Linked DNA regions of Homo sapiens: regions 2 and 3 are each linked to region 1. Evidence: chromatin loops called from intact Hi-C (ENCODE). Cell type or tissue: endothelial cell of umbilical vein. All regions are shown on one strand.

Region 1 (8,000 bases):
CCAGGTGAATGAGACGATTCAACCCCCCAAAAAGTCAGAGTGGGTGTCTCTCCACGGTATGACTTTGGTGTCCTTCCAGAGCCTGCACAGCATGTTAGAAGGAAGAGCTTCCAAAGGACTTTTTTGGGAGAGTGCAGTTTTCTGGTTTTCGTAGGCATGAAAAAGATGCTCACAATATGGTTCATGTACATTGCTATTCAGACCTTACTCCCTCAAAATGGCTTCCAAAAGTGATGCTGAGGAAAGAAACACTAGGTCATTGCAATTTTTGCCCTGCTAGGCACATGGTACACATTCAGGATAAAGCAGACATGGTCCCTGCCCTCCAGGAGTTTACAGAATCCTGTGGAAATCAGCATGCAACAAACACATAAAAATGATGGCAAATTTTAAAAAGCACGATGAAGACAGGTGCTAAGGCCCTGCAAGGGAGAGCTTCCCAGGAAGGATGCATAAGACCTCGATGGATGTGCTGAACACTCAGGATAAACACTTAGGCATCTTAGTAAATTAAAAAGCGATGTGTATTTCTGCTTGCGCAAGGCCTAATTGGCCTCAATTGCCAATTTCGTAATAAACAAAATAATTTTGTACGGTTTTCACTTACATCCTTTCTATTTTGACTTTAGATAAGAAAAACTAAAAGAGGCCAAAAGTTTAGAATTAAGTCATTTGTAATACCTATTGAATCAAAAGTAAAAATAACAAGACAAAGAAATCAATTCTGAAATGTGAAATTCATTTTGGAATCAACTACATGCTTAATTTCGATGAACCAAAAATGAGCAAGCCTATGGGCAAACTAAGAAAATATGTTTCCTCCCTGGTCTCCAAGTTTCTGGAAATTAACAACAACCTCCTAGATTAGGTCTAATTCTTAAATTCCATTAGTCATTTTAAGATGTAAACATTAAATAACTGTATCAGCAAAGTCCTATTTGATCACTTGCTGAAGAAGAAAAAGAATTTGGATGAGGTTAAAGCCTTGGACTTCACTAGAGAAAACAAGATATGGGCTGGGACATTCAGTTGTGGAATTCTATATAAAGATTTGAAGATTTTCACTATATCACTAATTTTCACTGCCTTTTAAATGAAGTTCATATGCAATATATTTCCATGCCTTGAATAATCAAATTAATGCAAAAAGCCTAAAAGCATTTTCAAGGTCATATGTTGAACACAAGTCATTAATACAGGGTATATTTCTACAGAACATTCTAGGAAATGATAAAACCTAGCTGCACATTAGAATAACCTGGGGAGTTGTCAGAAAAGCACAGGCCCAGCTCACAAGATTCTAATTTGATTGGTCTCAGATAGGCAGCTTTCTTTCTCTCTCTCTCTCTCTCTCCCCATCTCTCTCTCTCTCTCTCTCTCTCTCTCACACACACACACACACACACACACACACACACACACACACACACAATACTAAAAATGAAACCATGGCTTTAGACCTGGGCTATATCCCAGAAAGAAAATACAAACAATTCCTGATAATCAACTCTAAACTTCCATTTAAGGGGAGAAGTAATAACAAGTATTTGTTTTGATATCATCATCTCATTAAAAAAATAGATTTTAGCAAAATTTAAAAGTTTGCAAATCACCCAACATTCTATTCAAAGCAGCAAAAAGAAACCAAAACAAATGACATTTTTTCCCTTCTGGCATTTGCAATGATGCCCATTAAGTTTTAGTTATTGGCTATTATAGTATTAAGGTTGGACTAGCTTGCAAAAAACTTTATTCCCACTCATTTTCGTTTCTGTCAGACTTTCCATTATAAATTTCATTTTCTCTGCCAGTTAAAAGGAGTATGAGGTTACCATTTGGCAAGAACATGTTAAGCTGGGTGTGATTTCTGTACCCCAATTTGATTTAAATTAGTTTTGTCATATTTAGTAAGAACTCAAAAAAGTTCGTTTGGCTACTTTTGCTTATCTATTGATTCATTTTCAACACAATTTTAAAAGTCTCAAAAAGTCACCATGTTTATTTCTGATAACTTCAGGTGGAAATGCATTAATGAAATAATATCTCATTACTATTTTTAATGAAAACAACTTAATTGCTAATAAAGAACCTGCCGGCTTTCATTCTTCTGCTAAAATATATCCATTTAAAAAAGCGTCATATGTCCATCAGTATTAGTGTTAAATCCTTAGGAGAAATCTAAAATATATATCTATTTTTAACTTGATATATTTCTGAAACAACACACGTCTCACAATAATAATGTATTCCTCCAGGACAGCGCTTTGCTACCTGTTGCTTACCACCACTCTGTCTCTACACCAAACAAAAGGCTATTGAGACTGGAAGAAGCATGTTTCCATATAGCACTGCTCACCCCTTTAAGTCCATAGGATACACTGTTATAATACGATAAAGCAGCTTTTGGAGCTCCTTAGGGCACACCATCTGAAGGTTTCCTATTCCGTATCTCAATCATGTAGTAAACAGAAGAAAACAAAAGCCTCCCCTCCACGAGTCACTCACCTTGTCACACAGTGGGGAATCATTTCAGCTGTGATCTGCTATTTAGACTTGAAGCCCAAGATACTGAGATTTTGCCTTTCTCTTTGGTTTGCATAGCTGATGTTGTAGACAGGGATTCAAATAACAATACGGCACAAGAGAAACTGATTCACTGGAAGACACACTATGGTCTGTTCTATTCTCAAATTTCACAGAAAGCAGAAATTCATACTCTGTACATTTTTCATCTTCAGTCCCTATTTTCCCTCTGTCAGCAAATTTCCAAAATTTCACTTTTATTTATCCCTAAGTAATCACACTGTTTATGGAGATTGCTGCGACCACGCTAAGCACAGAGATAGTAGACTCTTGCAAGACTCACAACCATGAAGCACAAATTAAGAATGAAGGAATCTCCACACTCCACGGCTACATTACGAAGGCTTTTTAAGAAAAGCATATGCAGTCATAGTGCTATATACAAAAGAATTTTCCTGGACATTAATGCCTCAAAACGAACCTCCCAAGGCCCAGAAATTCAGCCATCACATGCCAATCCATCCACCTCTCTTCCACCCTCTGCCCCTTTCCACTTCTCACCTTGTGTTTGGAAAAAAAAAAAAATTAACTTCAGTTTCACCCGAGGGAAGTATTCCCCACAAACGGAGAAAGGAGGGTCTGTGTTCTGCACATACACAGACAGACTCACACGGTCTGGATGATGCTTTCACAAGTTAAGGGGCCTCACGCTTACTCAGCAGAGGAAATCTTTGTGTCTGTGAGGAATCACGCCAATTCCTATTAGTAAGAAAGGATACAGGGGTGAGGAAGCCTATTCTCTCAATGACCAGAAAAAGGGGCCCAGCGAAAACAGAGACCTCTGCCATGACCATCTGCAGAAAGGAAGGATGTTGTCAACTTTCTTCTCCCCAAAACTCTAATGACCTCCGCCTTGACCCTCAGAAACCAGACCCACAGGAACACGGTCTTCTGCAGGAACTGAGAGCTTTACACCAGAGACACAGCACTCAGAGGCTTGTCGCCCAGGCTATCTAGCCCGAACATTTGCACTCACATTCCAAAGATGTTTCCGTTGCGCTGGAATGGCTGTAAATTTCTTTCCTGCAGAATTCTTTCCAAACAAACTGCCATGAACTGCACTCCGGCAGGAGCTCTTAACCAAGCACTGTTCACCTCAATGCAACAAATCTTTCAGATGCCGAATATGACTGAATTGGTGGCTGGGCCAAGGGAGTAAACTTTAAAAATGCAAATATATACAGGGAAAAAACAAACACACCAACCCACCAGAAGTCGTACCTTCCTATGTCTGGTACGTAAAGGAAACTTTCCTCATAGGCTCGATTTAATTACAAAAACAAAACTTTGCTTACATTTTTCAGGGGTATATTAAATGGGCTGTTTAAAATAAAATTAAAATAGATTTTTTTCCCCCATCAAGAACATCAGAGGGTGAGAGAGTTCAAGAGAGTAAGCATCCCCTTTCCAGCATTTGAAAAAAAAAAAGTACATTTTGTTTGCGTGAATAATAAAAACAGTAGAGAGCTCTGAATATTAAAGAGGATTATTAAATTCCATCAAGAGTTTTCCAAAGTAAGAAACCAATGCACTTATAAAAAGGAAGTATAAATTTTTAAAAAAGATTTTAAATACATGATTAATACTGATACTGAACTGAAAAAGAAAGCATCTATAAAAACTCAGTTGTCTTGAAACAAAGCTTATACTTTTAGCTATTGACAGTATTTTTAGAAATAGGCTCTCTCTGGAGAGTTTAAAGTATACAAATGCAAAGTGCCCAGAGACACAAACACACACATGCTATACCTTTGTATTACACTGGCATTTTATTATTTAATTAAAGTACTCTTATTTTTCTAGCTCACGCATGCTTCCCTTGAGACGGCTTTGCTGTTAGCCTGCTGGCCTTGACTTCCAGCCAAAAACAATTCAGAAACAAAAAGGGACAACAAATCATATTTTCACAGACATTTTTATCCCTCAATACAACCCTGTTTTCACACAACATCATACAGCCCCTATGAAAACTATAATTTAGGGCAATAGCCACCCGAAACCCAGGGTCTGACACATGACTCCGCGAAGTATTTCCTGCGTAAGAAATTCTTAAGTTCTTAATTGCAAATAAACTCTTTTAATAGAACCACTTTCACCGACATTGCTGGTTTGCAAACAGTGCCACTGGTACCGGCTGATGGATTAAAAAATAAAAACAAGCCCATGAATGTAGTTCTGATACAGCAGCGATCTAAAGATGAGGTGTTTATTAGTTCTAAGCTCTGTGTTATTTCATTACTTAAAGAGAGAGCCATCATCTGACTTGCCGGTGCATCTTTGGTGTCACAGTTTAAAATGCATCATCTAATTTAGAAAACAAACTGATTTACCAGGTTAATCCTCTCAACCCTTCCGCAACAGAGATTCTCACTTACCTGGTGGCAACCCTGTAAGTTTGATTCTCTCCCATAAGATGAGTATGAGCCCCTTTCTGTTTTACCTGCCAAGAGAAACGACAAAAAAGTGTAAATTGTGTTTTTCCTTAAAAAAAAATCTCCTCCAGGTAACAGACATCTACTGCTCTTCCCCGATGTTTACATACGTAAAGTAGGCACTACTGGCAATGTATGCAAGCAAGAGAGGGAATAACACTTCCTCACTCTGGCTATGATAAACTGGAAAAAAATATCCTTCATTCCTATTCTTAGCCAAACTGCTCCACACTTCCAAAAACTGTCATTCCAATGGCCTCCACTTTCTCTAACAAACAAATCGTAACTCCTTATTTTCACTTTCTCTTGCACAAAATTTAAACAATTTCATTTTTATTTACACAGCAGGCAAATTATCTATGTAATGACCCTAGCCTAGTAATTCCCATTGATTATATTGACACTTAATAGTGAGGCCAAAACTAATCAATCACAGGCTCTCCAGATGGTGAATTTAGCAAAGAAACTATTCAAAATTCTGAGTCTCTCTCTCTCTCTCTTTTTTAAAAACTCCCTTTCCCAGGAGTGAACCCCATCATGATCAAGATGATGATGGAATTTACATTTGGGAAACAGGGCTTTTGAAAAATTGCCTACTCTGAACCCAAGTTCAGATTCCACCAATAGACCCAGCAGGACAAGGGATCATGGAATGTGAATGTCTTGTTCCAATTCTAACAACCCAATTTTTATCTGTAGACTGCTCTACAGAGATCTATAGACCCTTCGATGCTATTCGGCCACATCTAAGAATAAAATCAAGGGTGTTCATTTGTTTCTTTTTAAAGTTTAACCCCAATAATCATTAGGGAGGATAATGAAATCACATTACAAGAGATCTAAGCAGTAGAGTCCAGATAGTGACATGTGGAGAATCATTGTAGAAATCTGTCCATACCAGAACATTAAAAGGGGCTAAAAGAGGCAGGCAGGTGCCTAAGACCCCACCCCACGCAAGTCTAAAGGATACTTCTTTCGTCAAGACTGGAGCTTTACAGTAATTGTACTTGATACATAGGACTACAGTATTCCTTTTTCCAACAGGAAAACTCTAAACTTGTATTTTGAGAGGCTGAATAGATTTCCTTCTGAAGTTTACAACCCCCAAGTTTTCCCCTCTCAACTCAACACGAATGCTAAAAGTAACAGTAGTCTTTTTATCTTTTAGGTCAATGGCAATGGCAATGTTATTAGAGTATGCCTTCCTGACCCCACACAAAGAATGTATCTTTGATACATTTATATCCATAAATTTTTCTATGTGGTCAAAAGGGTATCCTGTATCCAAGTCATTACATATATAAAATGGATGGTGGTTTTCAAAGAAAGCCAAACCTAAGTCTTAAAATTAACCCCGTTTCCCAGTATTAACTTTTCTACTGATTTTAATGAATCTTAAAGTTGGGAAAACACCTCCGCCCCATTTCTGGTCTAGCGCTCAGCGCAAAGTATAAAATCAATGCCCCATATCAGTTTCAATTTCAGTGAAACAAGACACCATCGCACAGACTGTCAGTCTTAGAAGATCTAACAGAATAACTTCCATTGTATGAGGATTTTGCACTGAAGAAAAGATAAATTTATACTTGTATCAGCAGTGTGAATGGTCACAAAGACATATTTACTCATCTGTGTACATCAAATTTAAGCTACTTATACCCTTTAACTTCTCTCTATAAATATTACTAACAGAAAAGGCTCGACCTTCATGAGCTATCAAAGGACGCGTGTCCTTCCTTAAGCTCTTGCATCTAAGAATGCTTCAATATCACCATTACATCACTTACTTTGATGTAATATTCACTTGTTTAACAGGTAGATAGGCAGGCAGGAAGCTGGGCAGGTAAGGAGGCAGGCAGAAAGACAGAAAGATGGATAAAGTAGAATCTGCTCTGACTTCCTAAGAAACTGAACATCTAGTGTCCTGTTTTGGTAATTTCTAAAAATCCAAATTGTAAAATACAGTTTAAGGAAGAAAAAGCATCTATTTTTTTCTCTAGAAGGAATTCCTGAAGCTATCCCCTGTAGAATTTCACCACTCAGCATTATTTCCCAACTTGACTCCAACACACAGAACAGGAGGGAGGAATCTTTCTGCCAGGATTTGCCTCACTTATAGATATAAGTTGGGCTACTCCTTCCATTATTTTAAAGATAAAAGGGCAGGATTTTAAAAGGAGAGAGAGAATAAGTAGGAGAAAAACAAAGAGAGGAAGAGTGGAATGCAAAGAGCAAGAGGTAGGAAAAGAAAGAGGCAGGAGGGAGAGGAGGAGGAGAAGAATATGAATTCACGCTGCAGAGTCCCCAAAGTACTCTTGGCTACATGGAACCCAGCATTCTTTACTATCATATCAGATACAGACTGCTTAATCTTAATTTTGCTTGTTAAAAAATATTTATCCAGATACAAAAATAAACCCACTGCAAATTACAAGTTGTCAGGGTTAAAAATCTACTCCTGTTTGTGTGGGGGAGGATAAGAGACCAGCATAGACATGAATCATTCTCAGTAATTTGAGTGTTTCCATGACATCAATGGGCACCCGTCCAGGGCTCTGTCGAAGTCTGCGAGGTACCAAAGAGGCAGCACAGCCAGCAGGAGGCTGGGAGGTGGACTTTTTTTTTTTTTTTTTTTTTTTAAGGATTATGCTCCTTGTAAAGATTTCATCTGTAGCATCCACTTTTACCATCAAATAGATCGGTCCAGAGATCATGAACAAACACATTTCATTCTGATAGTGTAAGCTTTTAACTTTATTACATCTTTTTGTTCCCCAATTCAACTATAAATCTGCCCTCAGAGCCAGAACCCCTGTTTGGGAGCAAAATAATCAGGCACTGTGGATAAAGCCCACGCACCTTCTCAAACATAAAATCGCGATTCCTATCATTTTTTTTAAAGACTAAAAGCAGCCATTTTAAAAGGACACCTCAGTTTCTAGAAAAGAAACTATCTTTTGTGTAAATTATCCATTAAAAATTAGC
Region 2 (8,000 bases), 310 kb before region 1:
AGTCATAGTATAATAAAAATGGGCAATAGAAGAAAGAGGAATGAGGAAAACATTAATTGGTTTGAGGTGTTTTGAGTGAGTTGCCACTTAAGGATGTCCAGTTACAGCTGTCTAGAGTGAGTTGGAAATATGGGTCTATAACCAGCAGAGAAAAGGGTGAATATACTTATTTGAGAATTGACATTGTTTAGTGGTAGCTGAAGTCATCAGAGCAAGTAAGATCCTCAAGGAGCATGTGTAGAGAAAGAATGAGAACAAGGACTGAAAATTACAAATAAATCCCTGAGGACTATGAGCTATTGAGGAAGTGAAAAAAAAAAAAAAAAGAAAAAACAGAAAAAGAGAAGAGAAACATAGGGAACTTTGAAGTAACATATACTGAAGTTAGAGAGGAGAATTTTAGGATAATGTCATCCATTGTCAAGCTGTAAATGATTATATAGTTTAAATGAGACAAATACTGTAAGAAGAAAATTAAGAAGCCATTGGTTTCCACCCACAAAAATTCAGAGCAGATGATAGTGGTGTTAGAATATGATGGGGATTTGGCAGGTGGGGGGCAAGAGCCAGATTGCAGTGAATTGAAGAGGGCAGGAAATATGGGAAAATAGAGACAGGATCTGAAGGCTCTTACATGATTTCCAGGAAGCATGTGTTTTGAGCCATGAATTCAAACACCAAACACACTACCACAAAAGGATGAAACAACAGGTACCAAGTGAAAAGAAAAAGGTCACATAGGAGTTGAGGGCTAGAGGGTAAGCTCTGTGCATCTAGAGGCCATGATTTATGTGGCCTTTGCAGGGCAAGCCTCATGGGTGTGCAACCTGTGCAGTCACACAGGACCATATGTTTAGAAGGGCTCCATGCTTGGTTTAATGTTCTGCTGTCAGTCACCATCTTGAAATTCTTAATGATTTTTGAACAAGACATTCCCATTTTTATTGTGCATGGGGGCCTGCAAATTATGCAGCCAGTCCTGGGCCTCTGAATCTCCTGCTTGGTCCAAAGCAAAACTGATTGGTATATAACTTAGGTGATCTACTGATCCATGGATATGAATATGTTCAAAAATTGAGCTCATTGTCTCTTTTTTATTTGTTACGCTAAGAGTACCCAGACCCAATTTTTCCTTTAACAATGACATAATAATTCATAACATGTCTTGACCAATTACTACATGCAAGACATTGTTCTATATACTTTATACCTGTTAATTTGTGTAATCATTGCAACAATCCCATAAGTAGGTATTATTGTCTCTATAATAGTAGTAGTGGTTTTTATTGTCATAAAAACACCTACTCATTTAAAGATGAACAAATGGAGGCAGAGCATAGTTAAACAACTTATACAATTCAGAAGGGGTCAATCTGGAGTTAAAACCCACACACCTAACTTCCAAGTCTGTGCACTTCACCAAACCCTTTCAGTCTTTATTCCCAACTTTTCATTCATAGTGTTAGATATGTTTTTGTCACCTTTGTCCCTATTTACTTAACATAGTCCACCACCTGAAACCTGCCCTGTAGAGAGCTGCTGCAATGCTGCAGGAAGAAGACATCCTTCTCCACATGAACCTTCAAAGACATCCTGTGTGAGGGCTTAGGGATCCATAACCTATTTAAAAGTCAGTGGTCAGTGCATACATCTCTCCCACATGGGAAATAATAAGAGCATTGTGACGTGGGCACAGAACAAACATGGTCCCATCCTATGGTCTTTTTCCTGTCCCCTTTCCCTTCCCACTACTCACATAGTTGAGTATCACCAGAACCTTTACTCCTCTTCCAGAAGGGTTGAGTTGAGGTTTGCATTTAGCCCATTCCTCATGCATCTGGTTGAACATTTGGTCACTGTTCAGAGAGAGTTGTACAGTGACTTCTCTCTCCCAGCCCTCCTGTTTCCTCAGATGGTTTAAGTAAGTGAGATCACCAGTAAGATTTGCAGCCCGAGTTCTGCTAAGAGGGTCTATCAGCGTGTGTCTTTGACACAAATCACTGCAGATATAAAAGAATAGAGATGGGAGAGTGGACTTTCAACTTTTCTTATCACTGGAAGTTTTTGAGGAAATGAATCTTTGGCAAAACCCAAATATGCAAAACAATAGAGCAGTATTATAGTAAAACAAATTTATTCCTTCAAAGCTTTGTCACTATTTACTCCCTATGAAGTCAGCCAAAGTGGCAATGGGAGAATGTCTAGAAACATAAACACTGTTAGTGTTTGAGTGAAGTTTGTAGATAGCAACGTAAGACTTATTCAGCATCCATGTGATGCTAATCACGTATTTTTAAAAATTCTGGAGCAGCAATTCAAATTTTAAAATGTGGACTTCAGACTATAACAAAAGATCTCAAGTCCATGCGGAGGAGAAAAATGACAAAGTTCCATACTTACAGCTGTCTTTCCGGGAAAGGTAAAAGAACCAAAATGTATTGGACTTGACAAAGTGCTAGGTAAACAAAGCCATGAGGATTAAGGTTTAGGCTCCAGTGATTAGTAGGGAAGTACAGGATAATAAGCACAGCAGGATGTCCCTCAAGGTGCTTCAGACTCCGGCTGTGTTTATTATCCCATATCAGTATGGAAATCTATGCCTGACTACATTTATGGTGTCATTTAGAACTTTAAAATAGGCACTTATTCTCAGAAAAGGGTTACTAAATTATTCACCCTGTAAGGTTTTCTTGATTAGCATAATTCCACCCATTATCTGCCTTATCAAGAATACCTTTCCACTGTAGGGCATGTGCTCCAGAGAGACGTTCAGGGGTACAATTTCATGGCGTCACGTCAATCCTGAGATACCCACCTTTCGCTAACTTGAAAATAAAATCCCCTTTTATAATTTGCAAAGTAAACTTCTCCAGGTTGACACTTTTCCTGTTGAGGAACACAGTGAGGGATAATCTGTATATTCTTCCCCTGGTTTTCTGCCAAATAGTTTACTTTTTTTATGACCTTTGATGTTAACTTTTTACTTTTCAAAAGGAGAATGCATGACTATCAATGGGCAGAGCCTTCATGTGGAATTTGGGATTTTTTTCATAAGTGCTAAGAAGGCTACGTAGAGAAGCAAGTGTGTGTTTAACTAGAAATGGGGTGATCAGAGGGAGAAAGGAGGCCATGGGGGTCTCATCACTTAACACTAATGGTGCCTCTTCCTGGGAGCTTTTGCGTACTCATGCCTTCATTTCTTTATGCTCATCCATGTCTCTTAAGCACGCCAAGAAGTTTCTGAGCCCACACTAGATGGCAGCATGGTTTACTGGTCATGTGGGCAGAGCCAAGGCCCCAGCAGCCTGAGCCCACATGATGCTCATCCTTGCTTTCTCTCTCTCTCTGTCCCTCTGTCTGTCTCTCTGTCTCTCTCTCTCTCTCACATGCACACACGCACACACACGCACACACACACACACACACACACACACATCTTCTAAAGGGTCCTAGCTTTTCCAATGTCATCTGCAACTCTATCTGGCAAAGTGGGTAAGAGTTGGAAAATCCCCCTGCAAATTGAAGCCATCCCTTCCACTGCACTGTCGGTTTGTCCAAACACTGAGAAAGGACTTTAACTTTGTGCAGCCCTGTTCCTAATCGCATCATCTGGATATCTGTGGTTTCACAAGGTGAATGAGGTCGCAGTTGCTTTATGTTTACTTTGTGAACACCAAAAAGGTCCTTTCGGTTCAGTCCACGCAATCTGCACTCTGTGTGTGTTTGAATCCAAATGCTTCTCTTTCAGAATTGAATATTCCATTTTAAAATGCCTTCCAGTTGCACCCAGGTTCAGCGTTCCTGTCTCAAAAGGAATGTGGAACGGGACCTCTACTCAGAAAGGGAGTGCCCATTGCAGTTTCAAGGGCTGAAGTAGGGGAATCTGACCATAGCATTTGAGAGCTGAATGGGAGCTTAGAGTACATCAAAGTCAGTCAATCTCATTTGACAGATAAGGAAACTGAGACCCAGAAATCTTGACTTGCCTAAGGCCACACAGCTCGTTAGAAACAAAGCCAGGACTGGAAAACTGGTTTCCTTATACTCTGTCCAAGGCCTTTCCCATTGCCCCAGTTGTGATTTATAGAAAGTCATAAATATAGAGCAGATGAAACCCCAGAGCCCTCAGAGCCCAGCTGGTTCACCCCCTGCCTACCCCACCCCCAACCAGCTCCATGAACCTCCATCCAGCCACGCTTGGACCCACCCATGTGCTCCATATCTCTGCCGCCAAAGTCCTCCTCCATGGCCAGGAAGGAGGAGGGATAAAGAGAAAGAGAGAATCGATATTCGTTGGGAAATTGGATTGCAGATACAGAAGTACTGAAATATTGCAGTACTTCCCTTGGCATTTCCTCTTGACCAGAGAAGGAAATACCAGAAATCTCATAAGCGAACCAATTTGGGCAATTTTTTTATACTCAGTATTCATACATTTCACATTTTTTTTCTCCAAACCTTTGAGTACTAATTCAAACCGTCCAGCCTCCAGGCCCCCTGGAGATTCACCTATCACTAAATATTGTTGATTTGCAAAACACACGGATTCTTTTTCTAGAACAGGCTCCGCTTTCATAGCTTTCTTCAGACGCTGAGCCTTTTCCCAATTAAGCGATGGCCCAGCTTCTCTCTGGTTAGGATTACAAACAAACACCACCACCCTTCTGCCTGGGCTCCAGTCACCCCTCCCTTCACTTTGACACATGGTTCTTTTGATCTCAACCCCAGACCATAGCAACAGGCTCCTAATTACTCACCAGCCATAAATCATGGCAGTAATGTGCTCCTTGCTAAGGAAAAGTAGTATTGTTGAGCCATCGGAGCCTGGAAAACTGGGTGTGTTTAGTGTTTCCAAAAGCAAAGCAGTCAGGGAAGGAAGGCAGGAAGAGAAAAGATGCTTTAAATGTTTGTAGAAATAGTTGCTTTGATGTTGAGCCCTCTCCCAGAGGAAGTCAAGAGTCTGCAAACTAAGTCTATATTTTTTCATATTTGGAGAGGTAATAAAATCCATAAGCCCTGCTAGAGGCAGGTGTAAGCTGGGCCTCCTAGAGTGAATACAAAGGAGATGTCCAAGTACTCAGAGTAAGCAGCACAAACATGCTTCTTGCTGTCTATCTCTTAATTTTGTTAATTTAATTTTAGTCACTCACTTGCATGGGAAATCTTAGTTCCTTCTTGTCCTTATGGAATAGTGGTTAATCTGGTTAGGTTTGACATTTTCACTGAGAAACTCTCTGGGAATCCCAAATTATTATTATTTATTTTAAGAGACAAGGATCTCCCTAGGTCGTCGAGGCTCGTCTTGAACTCCTGGACTCAAGTGGCCCTCCCACTTCAGCCTCCCTAGTAGCTGGGACTGCAAGTGTGAGCCACTGCACTCCCAAATTATTTTTTAAATTTGACCTGGACCAGGATGTGCTACTGAGTCTACACAAAAACCAATAATTCTAGTAAAACTGGTCAATGTTGGTCTGATCTGGGGACAGGTCACATGAACTCATTATCATCTTGCTAATGAGGTTTCTGGGTTTAATTGAACTGGAAATCATTCTTTTTAAATTTCAGGATGAGAAATACTGTATAAAGGCTAAGAATAACATATGGACATCCTTCCATTGGTCAATTCTCAGAAACAAATACAAAATATTATGGATTTTTTAAAAATTTAATTGTGTTAACGTTAGACATTCTACTTGGCTGTAACATACAGACAACACTGTGCTGGATAAAATTGTGAGATTTGTCTTTATTCAACAAATATTTATTGAAGATCTACTTTGGGCTAAATCCTGGGGTTATGACAGCTAAGAATTCAATAGCAGACAAGATTAATGTTATTTTTGCTTATATGGTACTTACGTCTAGAACAGGGTTGGCAAACATTTTCTGTAAAGGGGAAGATAGTAAATATTTTAGGCTTTGCAGGTCATACAGTCTTTATCACAACTTCTCAACTTTGCCTTTATAATAGGAAAGCAGCCATGGGTAATACATAAAGAATTAGGCATAGCTGTGATGCAATAATACTTTATTTAAAAACACAAGAAGTGGGCCAGATTTGGCCCATGGGCTATTCTTTGCCAACCCTTGCTCTATAAGGAGACACCTTTAAGTTTAGAGAAGAGGAATCACAGAAGGCTATGAAGGGCAACATGCCTAAATTTGTGAGTTCTTGGAAGGCCTTCTAGGTCTAGTGATCACTACGTTAAGACCTCCTGTGTTGGTAAAAGTCAATCCAGGGAAGTGGACTGGGGAAGAATATTTTAAGGATTAGGAATGGCATGTGTCACTATTTGAAGATAAATCACAGTTGGGGAATGGAAAGAAATTCTGGATCACTGGCTTGGGGGTGGCAAAGGTAAGGTGAGGCTCGAGTCTGAAGCCAATTAAAAGGTTTGAGCAAAATAATCGGAGATCAGACACGTACTTCAAAGAGATCACTTTGGCGCTTATATAGCAAATCTGTTCAGGATCTTTCTAGGAACCTCATTCCCTCCATATCCAAATGGCAGCAGAAAATGCTTTACTGCTCTTTCCTTTTACTCCTTCCTCCCTGGGAGCAAAGGTGCTCCCAGAAGCAGCTAAACACAGTTCATGGGAATCTCTTCCCTCAAACATCTATATTTTCATAGGAATTGAAGCCATGGTTTAGTGGGTGAAGGTCTGATGGTGGTATTTTAGGCAGCAGTCCTTGCAAGATAAAGAATTTCGTTGAGGGAGGAGATGAGAGAATTAGAGCAACAGCCCCCGTGAAATCATACCACCCAGTCATTTTTTCACCAAAGCATAAGAATCTGCATATGAGTTCCTTTTGGGTTAAGTTTTCTGATCAAATTATTCAGTTGGACAATTAGCAATAAAGAGATTTTACTTTAATGGTGGGACCAAGGTTAATATCACCAGTAATAGGGCAGACCGATACTGTGAGCTCCACGATAGGATGCACTGAGAAGCATACAACATCATTACTATGATATTCTTACCAAAGATGCATGACCTCATTCTAATCATGAGAAAATATCAGACAAACCCGGATTGAGGAACATTCTACAAATTAAACAGCACGTCTCCAGAGTGTCAAGGTCATGACAGACAGAGAAAGGCCGAGGAACTGTCACTGATTAGAGAAGATCAAGCAGAACTGACAATTAAAAGCAATGTGGTATCCTGGACTGGATCCTGGGATAGAAAAAAAAGACATTAGTGTAAAAACTGGTGAAATCTAAGTCAAGTGTGGTGGCTGTCCCTGTAGTCCCCGCTACTCAAAAGGCTGGCATAGGAGGATGGCTTGAGGCCAGGGGTTTGAGACCAGCCTGGGCAACATAGTGACTTTTCTATAAACAAACAAACAAACAAATAAATAAATAAAACTGGTGAAATCTAAATAAAGTCTGTAGGTTAGTTAATAGTATTGTGCCAATGCAATTATCTTGGTTTTAATAATTATGTTATGGTTATGTAACATGTTAACATCAAGGGAAGCTGTGTGAGAGGTATGCAGGAATTCTGTGCTACTTTTGCAACTTTTTGTAGTCTCAAATTAGATTAAAATAAAGTTTTTTCATAAAAAGAAGTGAATAAACTTCTTATTCAAATAATCTTGTTATATTCTGCCATTCTAGACAGGAAAGACTGTTAATAAGTGTTTCCTTGTCAAGTTATTAATTTCTCCACTAAAAATGAATGATGATTGCCAAGTTGCTTTTAGATTGTTTCAGGTCTCAAAGTGCTAAAAGTCATCATATGAAAAAAACCAGAGAATCATATTACTTAATTAGTCACTCATATGGAATCTGCCCTTCCTTCTGACAACACTCTGCAGAAGCTTCCCCATCGAACACCACTTCTACCTTTCTCTTCCTCTGGCCTTGGGCCAGTGCTTAGTCGCTGCTATTAAAAAAAAAAAAAAAAAAAAAAAAGGGGGTTCCTTGCTATCTTGTAGGGTTTGTGGAGTATTAGAGAGGGTCTGGCACATTTTTTGGCAGTATTGTAAAGTAGAG
Region 3 (8,000 bases), 900 kb after region 1:
GCACAAATTAAAATGAATTTTACATACATTCTCTTCATAGTTGCTGGCGATTTGCATGTGAGCCTGGAAGTGAATGCCGTAGCGGAGGACATTACAGCCTGCAGCTGCTACCTGCTCCAGACACCTACATGGAGTTTGCTGACAGGCAGCCCAAGTGGTCTCAAGGCTGGAATCCTGACAAGCACCGCACCTGCTAAGGGAATTGATTTGATCAGAGCTTGTTTAGAGGCAAAGTGACAATAATGAAGATCTCTTCCCTTATCAGGTTACAGATTGCTCTCCCATAAGCCACCGGAAATCTAAAGACTCATCAGAAACTTAAGGGAAATTCTCACCCAGCTGCTTTCTCTCCTAAATGACTTGTCTACTGTTAGACTGATGGCTTAGGGCTTGGCATGAGGATTTCATCCAGATGTGGTGGGCTTCAGGCCCCAGCACATTCTTCCGTTTAAGTGGTGGCCTGAAACCTGCCATTGGAAGACATGAGGCGAGAATGTTTCCAAGCTCTTCAGAAGATATTAGCATATTGCTCAAATGTCCTTTTGGGCAGATTTTTGTGTTCCTTATGCGTTAGATTAGCATGCTAAGAATATGCTTTCTCATGAAGACTGAGAAGAGTTGACACCTTAGACAGGAATGGCCAGGCTCTGTTAAAGAAAGATGTTTGATGAGGTAGCTCAGCATATTAGCCTGGTTCCCAATCACAGGCCCAAATAAATAAGATGGAACCCAAAGGAATTCGGCTGTTGTCTGCCAAGCAGTTTGTCAAGGCAGCAAGCTTTATTTTTCAACCACACTGTCCTCAGGTAGAGACCATGATGCTTAGTGCATGCACCATTGACCTGCAAGTGTGAGAAAACGGGGAAACATCTAGGCAAAACTGGGAAGATTGCTAGATTCAAGGGGAAGGACAGTAGGAGGAAATGCCACCATTCCTCTAGAATTTGGATGCTTGCTGTGGACTATCACTTTGGAAAGAATCTTGACAATTGTATTAATTTTATAATAGTTTTCTGATGCATTAAAACCACCTTATAATTCAACACACCACTTGCATGTAGAAATTAAAATGTATTGATCCACAACTTTCTTCATGTTTCAGTTTAAGAGTGATTAAAGGAAGGAGCTGCATTTTTTTCTTTTATATCACTTTCCTGCAAAACGGGGAGAAAACAAACACAGGTGCTTTAAAATTTTCAAGGTGCAAACTAAATTACACGATGCCCAGGAGTGTGCAGTAGCATTTCTTTGTTTGAGCATGGAATAAAAGACAGATAATTAGGAAATTGGGAGTCTATTAATTTTCCAAATTTACTCATGCAAGAACCACTGAGCTATGGTGATATTTGCTTACCTCGTCATTATGCAAAAATATATTAGCTAATTATTTTGACTAATGCAATTAAGATATGCATATTTAGCATAAACCATACAATAGAAATGTTACAGTCAGCAATTGCTGAGTTGCGCTCATGGGTAACAGAGAGGCAAAAGTCCCTGCTCAGTCTCCAATGGTAAGCCACAAGATTGCTACAACTCTGCCTGCACTGTTATTATTAGTTTGGTTGCAGTAATTAATTTTCTTTACAGCATGACTAGGTGGCACAGCTAGCAGTGGTATTAATTTTTGTTATGAGACACCTGAAGATGTCAGCTTTTGAGCAGCAATGTTTGCACCTTTAATTGCCTTAATCAGTGGAAATGCAGTATCTTTTTCAGGGATCCAATTAAGAACGCTATTGTTATTTTTCTTTTCTCTCTAACCCTTACTAATGAATACAGGAGCTAGTAAAAGTTAAGGTGATTGCAGTAACTAAGAGGGGCATCTTCTGTTCTTAATCCAGGGAACCCACTGAGCCTTGAGCTCCTGAAAGAGAGAGCAAGGCTTTCGCGGAAACTTGTTGGGCTCCATCATCCCATAAACCCTTGCAACTCAAAGTGTGGCTAGTGGACCAGGCTGGGCCCACCTTCAGACCCTCTGAATCAGAATCCGCATCTTAATAAGATGCCCAGGTGATTAGCATGCTGTAGAAAGAGATTAAGATTTTTCTCAGCTCTCATTGTACCCTGGGTCAGCTGAGGATACCAGAAAAATGAAACAGGAAAGATGCCAGAATGAAAAGGCAAAGAGAGGAAAAGGTTTGGGAAAACAGTATAATGAGGATGGGGCCCCTACCTCACAGATTTGCTCAGAGTTGGGCCCCACAAGAGTCTCTTCCTGGGCTCTGGCATGATCTTGTCTAAGAATGTCAGCCAAGGCTTCCTAACTGTATACCCCCAACTCATGCCTCATGGCACATTCTCCACAAACTCCACCAGTCGGACCTAGATCTCTGGCTGCTCTTTGCTTCTTTCTCCCTTTGTTCTTGCACATCAAGAGTTACATGGGTCATGTTTGTTACAGTCTCTGTGTTACCAAGATTTTTACTTCCAAGAACGTTTCTGTCTAACTGGCCTAGAACTTATCTTGACTGGCTCTTCTCTCTCTGTCCACCCACATTTCATGGCATCTTATCCTACTAGAAAACACTACAGGGATCTTTTATCTCCACTCCTGGCCATAAGCTGGCTCTTCAGGTTACAAACAGGTACACCTGAAATCAAGGCCCTTTCATTTGTATCTCCATCCCATGTTCAGCTCCTGAAATTTTGTGTCCGCAGAGTCAAGCTAGGCTTATTAGCTTCTAAAATTTCTTAGGCCAGCACAGCTTAGGAATAGATGAGATGGTCATTAGCAACAGTGGAAGACAGATGCCTTTGCCAGTAGAAACAGCAGGACTGGCCAGGCGCAGTGGCTCATGCCTGTAATCCCAGCACTTTGGGAGGCCGAGGTGGGTGGATAACGAGGTCAGGAGATCGAGACCATCCTGGCTAACACGGTGAAACCCCGTCTCTACTAAAAATACAAAAACAAAATTAGCCAGGTGTGGTGGCATGCGCCTGTAGTCCCAGCTACTCTGGAGGCTGAGGCAGGAGAATGGCGTGAACCTTGGAGGTGGAGCTTGCAGTGAGCCAAGATTGCACCACTGCACTCCAGCCTGGGCAACAGAGCCAGACTCTGTCTCAAAAAAAAAAAAAAAAGAAAAGAAAAGAAAAGAAAAAGAAACAGCAGGACCAACAACTGAAACAGAAGCACTCTAACTTAGAGTATAGAAATGATTACCTTAGAAGCTCCTGTAGGGGCTGAATTGTGTGCTCTCAAAAAATTCATGTTGAATTCTTAATCCAAGTACCTCAGAATGTCTCTTTATTTGAGACAGGTTCTTTACAGAGATGATTCAGTTGAAATGAGCTCATTAGGGTGGTCCCTAATCCAATATGACTGACTGGTGTCCTAACAAGAGGAAGTTTGAACACAGGCAAGTACAAGACAAGGGTGGACATGATGGGAAACACAGGGAGAAGAGGACAGCCATCTATAAGCCAAGGAGAGAGGCCTGGAGCAGATCCTTCCCTTACAGCCCACAGAAGGAACCAAACTTGCTGACACCTTCATCTTAGATTTCTGTCCCCTAGAACTGTGAGACCATGAGTGTATAAATTTGTTTAAGCCATCCAATCATGGCACTTTGTTAAGTGGGACTTAGAAACTCATACAGCTCCTTAAAAAAAAAACAAACATAAAATTTTGTCCATATATTTATCCCCTGATGGCATCTAACATCACAGCAGGTGTCACATAGTAGTTGCTCAATAAATATTCATTGAGTGAGTGAATAGATGAATAAATGGACACATGAATGAATGAATGATTTAAAGAACCATTCTCAGGTCTTTAAGTTAAGATCTGTCTTCTTTATTTGCGCCTGATTCTGTGGAATTTCTGTGATATGTGCCTTTCATTCCAAGGGGAAATGAAAGTTGATCCTTGAGCAAACACCCTAGAGAAAAGCACTGGTAGCCTTGGGCTTCTCTTTCCAGCCACAAGGGGCTTTTAGTTGGTCCTTCAAGGAGTTTCCAATGTCTCAAAGAGCATGAGTCAGCAGGGTGGCACACATATTTGTTTTCACATATTAGTCATATATTTGATAGAGTGTACAGCAAATGTATGTGATAACATAAAATATATTTTAAAATTACAAATTTGGACAGCTGTCATGACATTTGAAAGAGTACTTTAAAAATACTGCTACATCCATTTTTAAATGCCATGCCAAATGGCTAAATTTGTCAGCCTTTCCATATTTTTTATATTTGCTTGTTTGTTTTGATTTTTGAAAAGGAACTCACCAGGTAATTTCTGGGCAGCTGGTCAATAGTCATGAAAACCCTGCTTTGTAAAAGTTAAATAAAAAGTGAGTCTAAAATGAACCCTGCCCAACTCCACCCAGCGTGTCCTATTTAACAGACTACTTTGGGCAAAACGGCCAAGAAACTATCAGGAACTAAGTGGGAGATTTAGCAAACTTGAGGTTGGCAGAACAACGAGAAAGCACAATTTGGGGTTCAGGAATTGGCATTTCAAACCCTGTGTGCTTGTAATGAAGTTGACACATGCCCCATCCAAGGGAGGGACAGGGCTGCTTTGCTCCTGTCAATTTTTGCCGTGAAGAAGTACAGACCCAGACAAGGAAACCCAAAAATGCAAACTTTGAAAAAAAGTCCCATATTTTCAATTATAAATTTTTAAGAACACTGCACAAAGCCAAATGAAGCATGTCAAGAGGCCACATGTGGCCTATCACCTGTCATTTTTCAACCTTTGTACTACTCTATGTTCAAAAATATTTCAGGCCAAAGAGAAACCATACTGGTTTCTCACCACATACCTATTCTAAGGAATTTGGCTTTTGGAGCTTAGATGTGAAACTCCCTTATAAACTTATTACTTACACACACACACACACACACACACACACACGTATTTACTTGATATTATATACATATAAATGTATTTAAACAGTAAAATTGCCATAGTAGGAGAAACAAACATTGGCACAGATAATCTGCCATATTATGGGATTTTGTTTATTGTTGGTTTTTACCAGCAATTGCAAGATGTGTCTTTCTGATTTTATTCAGATCAAATGAAAGTCTTTAAATTGGTTTGCTTTGTCTGAGCTTCTAAGAGCAGAGAGGGAGGAGTTGAAGTCCACATGTGTGATGGTGGCAGAAGGAAGATTGCCCAGAACAGGAAATTTGCCTCGGATCACCAAGTGTCAACGGTAGAGTGGCAGCGTTAAGTTGTCCTTTGGAATTGAGCTAATCCTTAAACTTAGTGCATATCCAAAACATTAGCTATCTGCTGTCAGGCCTTTATGTGCCACATGCTGAGTTAATTAACACAGAGACACTTGATACTGGAACCCTCCAGAGGGGAAAACAGAAAGCAGCCCAGGCCTGAGAACAGACAGAGCCCTTGGGGGGATGGAAAACACGGGGGTCTGTTCAGGTTTTATTTCTTTCTGCTCTTGTGATACAAGGTCAATGGGTTAGTCAATCCCATTTCTGTTCCATTATTGTCTGTTGTAATTCCCAGGAAGACATCTTCTATGAATAATGAAGCCTTACTGCATTCTGAAAATTAAACATCAAAACTACCAACATTCCCTCCATGATGGTCAAAGAGAAAAGTTCGATGGAAAACCGACTTGCCCTATAAGACAGCAGCTCTCTCTTTAGAACCCATTACAAAAACAATGAGAGCAGTTTCTGCTCAAAATTTCATTCTTATAAATGTATTTATGTAGATCTATTTACATAATTCCATGGAAAACACACCCAACGTTTTCTATTTTTACACTGTGGTGAATGTGTGTGCACACACAAAGATTTCTTGTAGTCTTAGGGGCTAGATAATAGAGAAAAACATTCTATCATTCATCCACTTCTAGAATGCTGCAGGCAGGGTCTGTCTTGGAGGCTCATGCCTAGGAGTCATGGCGTAGTGTGGGATGAAATATCTTTACAGGAAAGACAAGTGGAGACTAATGGCAAGTACTTTAGTAATACTATGAAGGCAAAGAAACCTCGTCTTGACTAGCTAGTAGCAATGGGAATGGAGAAGAGGGGAATAGAAAGAGGATACCCTAAATGAGAAAGAAATAAGACTTAGAAAACAACAAAATACAAAGCCAATGTGTCGCTGAGGTTTCAGGCATGGATGCTGAGGATGTCAGTGCTGGGAGAGAGGGAGCAAGAGTGGCTGGTGGAAAAGAGATGGTCTCCCATGGTGGTTGGTCACCAGCTTTGGAATAAGACTAACAACTCTTGTTAGACATGCAACCCCAGGGAATTCCTTACACTCTTTAAACTGCTGATTCCTTAACTATATATACTATAAATGATGACATCTTCACAGGGTGGTCATAGAAGGATGAAAAGAGGAAAAGAACATATCAGAGGCACTAGAGTATAGCACTAAACAGCATTGATGGGAGTCGACAAATTTCTTTCCCCTTAATAATCATGTAGCCTTGGGAAAGTTATTCAGGGTCTCCAGGCCTCACTTTCCCCTTGTGTGAAATGAAAATGATAATAACAGTGCCTACTTCATTAGTTCGTTGTGGGGATGAAATAAGACAATATATGTAAATCACTCTAAACAGCGATTGGTATGTAGCAACTACTCAGCATGCATTAGCTATTATGAGGTAGCGTGCTTAGCACAGTACCTGGGACAAAATAAGAGCTCAATGAACAATAGTATGATCGTGCTGATGCTGACGGTGTACGTGGTTTTGACAAATAGAGCTGTAACAGGACATCAGGAAGAAAAAGGCCACTCAACCGAGATATGGAAATGAGGAAAGAGCCTCAGAATAGCAATGACAAACAACGTCCCATCCCATCCAGAGGCCTCCCAGTTCGGGAGACACAATTTGGATGGCCACACTTGTGCCATCACCCTCAGCCTTGGCACTTCTCAGACACAGGCTACAGACTGGGCATCCTAGAAACACATGAAGCACCACGGTGCAATAATGGAGAAGCAGCTCAGACTCCCCGCCACCTGCCCTGCGTGACATCACGGTGCTCACCTCTCCGCAGCCTTTCCTACAACTCACCCCACAACACCCCGTCATTGCTACTGCCATGATTTTGGCTAATTTTGCATTAGCCATGTGGACTGTCGGATGGTTTCTGCTGTATTTTGTTGCCCTTTCAAATATTTCTTAAATAGAAGATTGTACCATCTGGTGGGCAATCTGCCTGTGTGCTATCTCACCTATCCCAGCGTGGATTCCAGTCCTATTAGGGAAGGAGCGAGGGAGAGAGGAGAAGCTGTTTGCTAGCGAGCTGCCTCTGTCCGCCGGCAGCCCACTGTCACGGGTCTCCTCCCTCTCTCCTTGTGGCCTGGTTCTGCGTGCACAGCAGTCAGTTTCTGTTGCTGAGTATGTTTCTCCCACTCACTCCACACCCTGGCTATTACTCATGGGGCTGCAGGGAGCAGATGCCTCCATAGATAGACCTCTCCGACCTGTGCTGACATTTTACCTACCTAAGCATGGAATGGTGGTGCTGCTGCACTTCCAAAGTGGGAGGGAGAGTGGCCAGGACTCAGTTAAACTCCACACGCCTCCCTACATCTCTCCCTTACATCACACATCTCTACTCCACCAAGTCAAAAAATTGATTGAATGTGCTCAGAATTCTAATGGTACCTAAAGAATGAAAACACCCACAGGTATTTTATGAAAAAAAATATAGGGGTGTGTGTGTGTGTTTTTTATATATATATATCCCATACAATTTACAGAACTTAACAGAGGCTTACAGCATATTTAGCTTTTATTCTACCACAGGGAAGGGAACACCAATTGTGCATGGGGAAAATGCAGATTTGATGTTTTGGGTTTAGAAGATGATGCTATTAACAGTCACATCAAGATGTCAGAACATTATCTGGCAAACTTTTTTGGTGGGAACAAAAACAACTTCCTGCTTTTTTCCATCTGGGGGTGAGTAATAGGCTCATGGCAAATCTCAAATAATTGTCAAGTATGGCAATTGTTGAGTGGTCACCAATGGGAAAGCTATACCCCGGAGGCCTAGGGTTG

The links. Hi-C counts contacts between places; a loop is a spot of excess contacts. Peaks named below come from ENCODE experiments on the same cell type or tissue, not always from the same donor. Only the 100,000 strongest peaks of a DNase experiment are listed, where the experiment ranks them.
Region 2: a loop joins it to region 1, with 5 times the contacts of the local background. A loop is called at or near these places in 2 of 110 quality-filtered maps.
Region 3: a loop joins it to region 1, with 2.6 times the contacts of the local background. A loop is called at or near these places in 2 of 110 quality-filtered maps.

What each region holds. Positions count from the first base shown.
Region 1 is chr18:55,398,496-55,406,495 of GRCh38, forward strand. TCF4 (transcription factor 4) reads right to left here. Exons shown (of 20, transcript NM_001083962.2): 6 at 4,959-5,023. Among named protein-coding and RNA genes, the nearest start is that of TCF4-AS1, 50 kb to the right of the region's middle. In endothelial cell of umbilical vein, no CTCF peak of the experiment used is centred here; DNase peaks (open chromatin) are centred at 2,596, 3,466, 4,486, 7,546 and 1 weaker place; H3K4me3 peaks cover 3,762 bases; H3K27ac peaks cover 6,207 bases.
Region 2 is chr18:55,093,223-55,101,222 of GRCh38, forward strand. No RefSeq gene overlaps it. Among named protein-coding and RNA genes, the nearest start is that of LINC03035, 12 kb to the left of the region's middle. In endothelial cell of umbilical vein, a CTCF peak has its summit at 3,244 (motif pointing right); DNase peaks (open chromatin) are centred at 3,259, 4,709 and 7,749; H3K27ac peaks cover 2,263 bases; H3K27me3 peaks cover 594 bases.
Region 3 is chr18:56,295,187-56,303,186 of GRCh38, forward strand. No RefSeq gene overlaps it. Among named protein-coding and RNA genes, the nearest start is that of LINC03069, 110 kb to the left of the region's middle. In endothelial cell of umbilical vein, a CTCF peak has its summit at 3,935; a DNase peak (open chromatin) is centred at 3,965.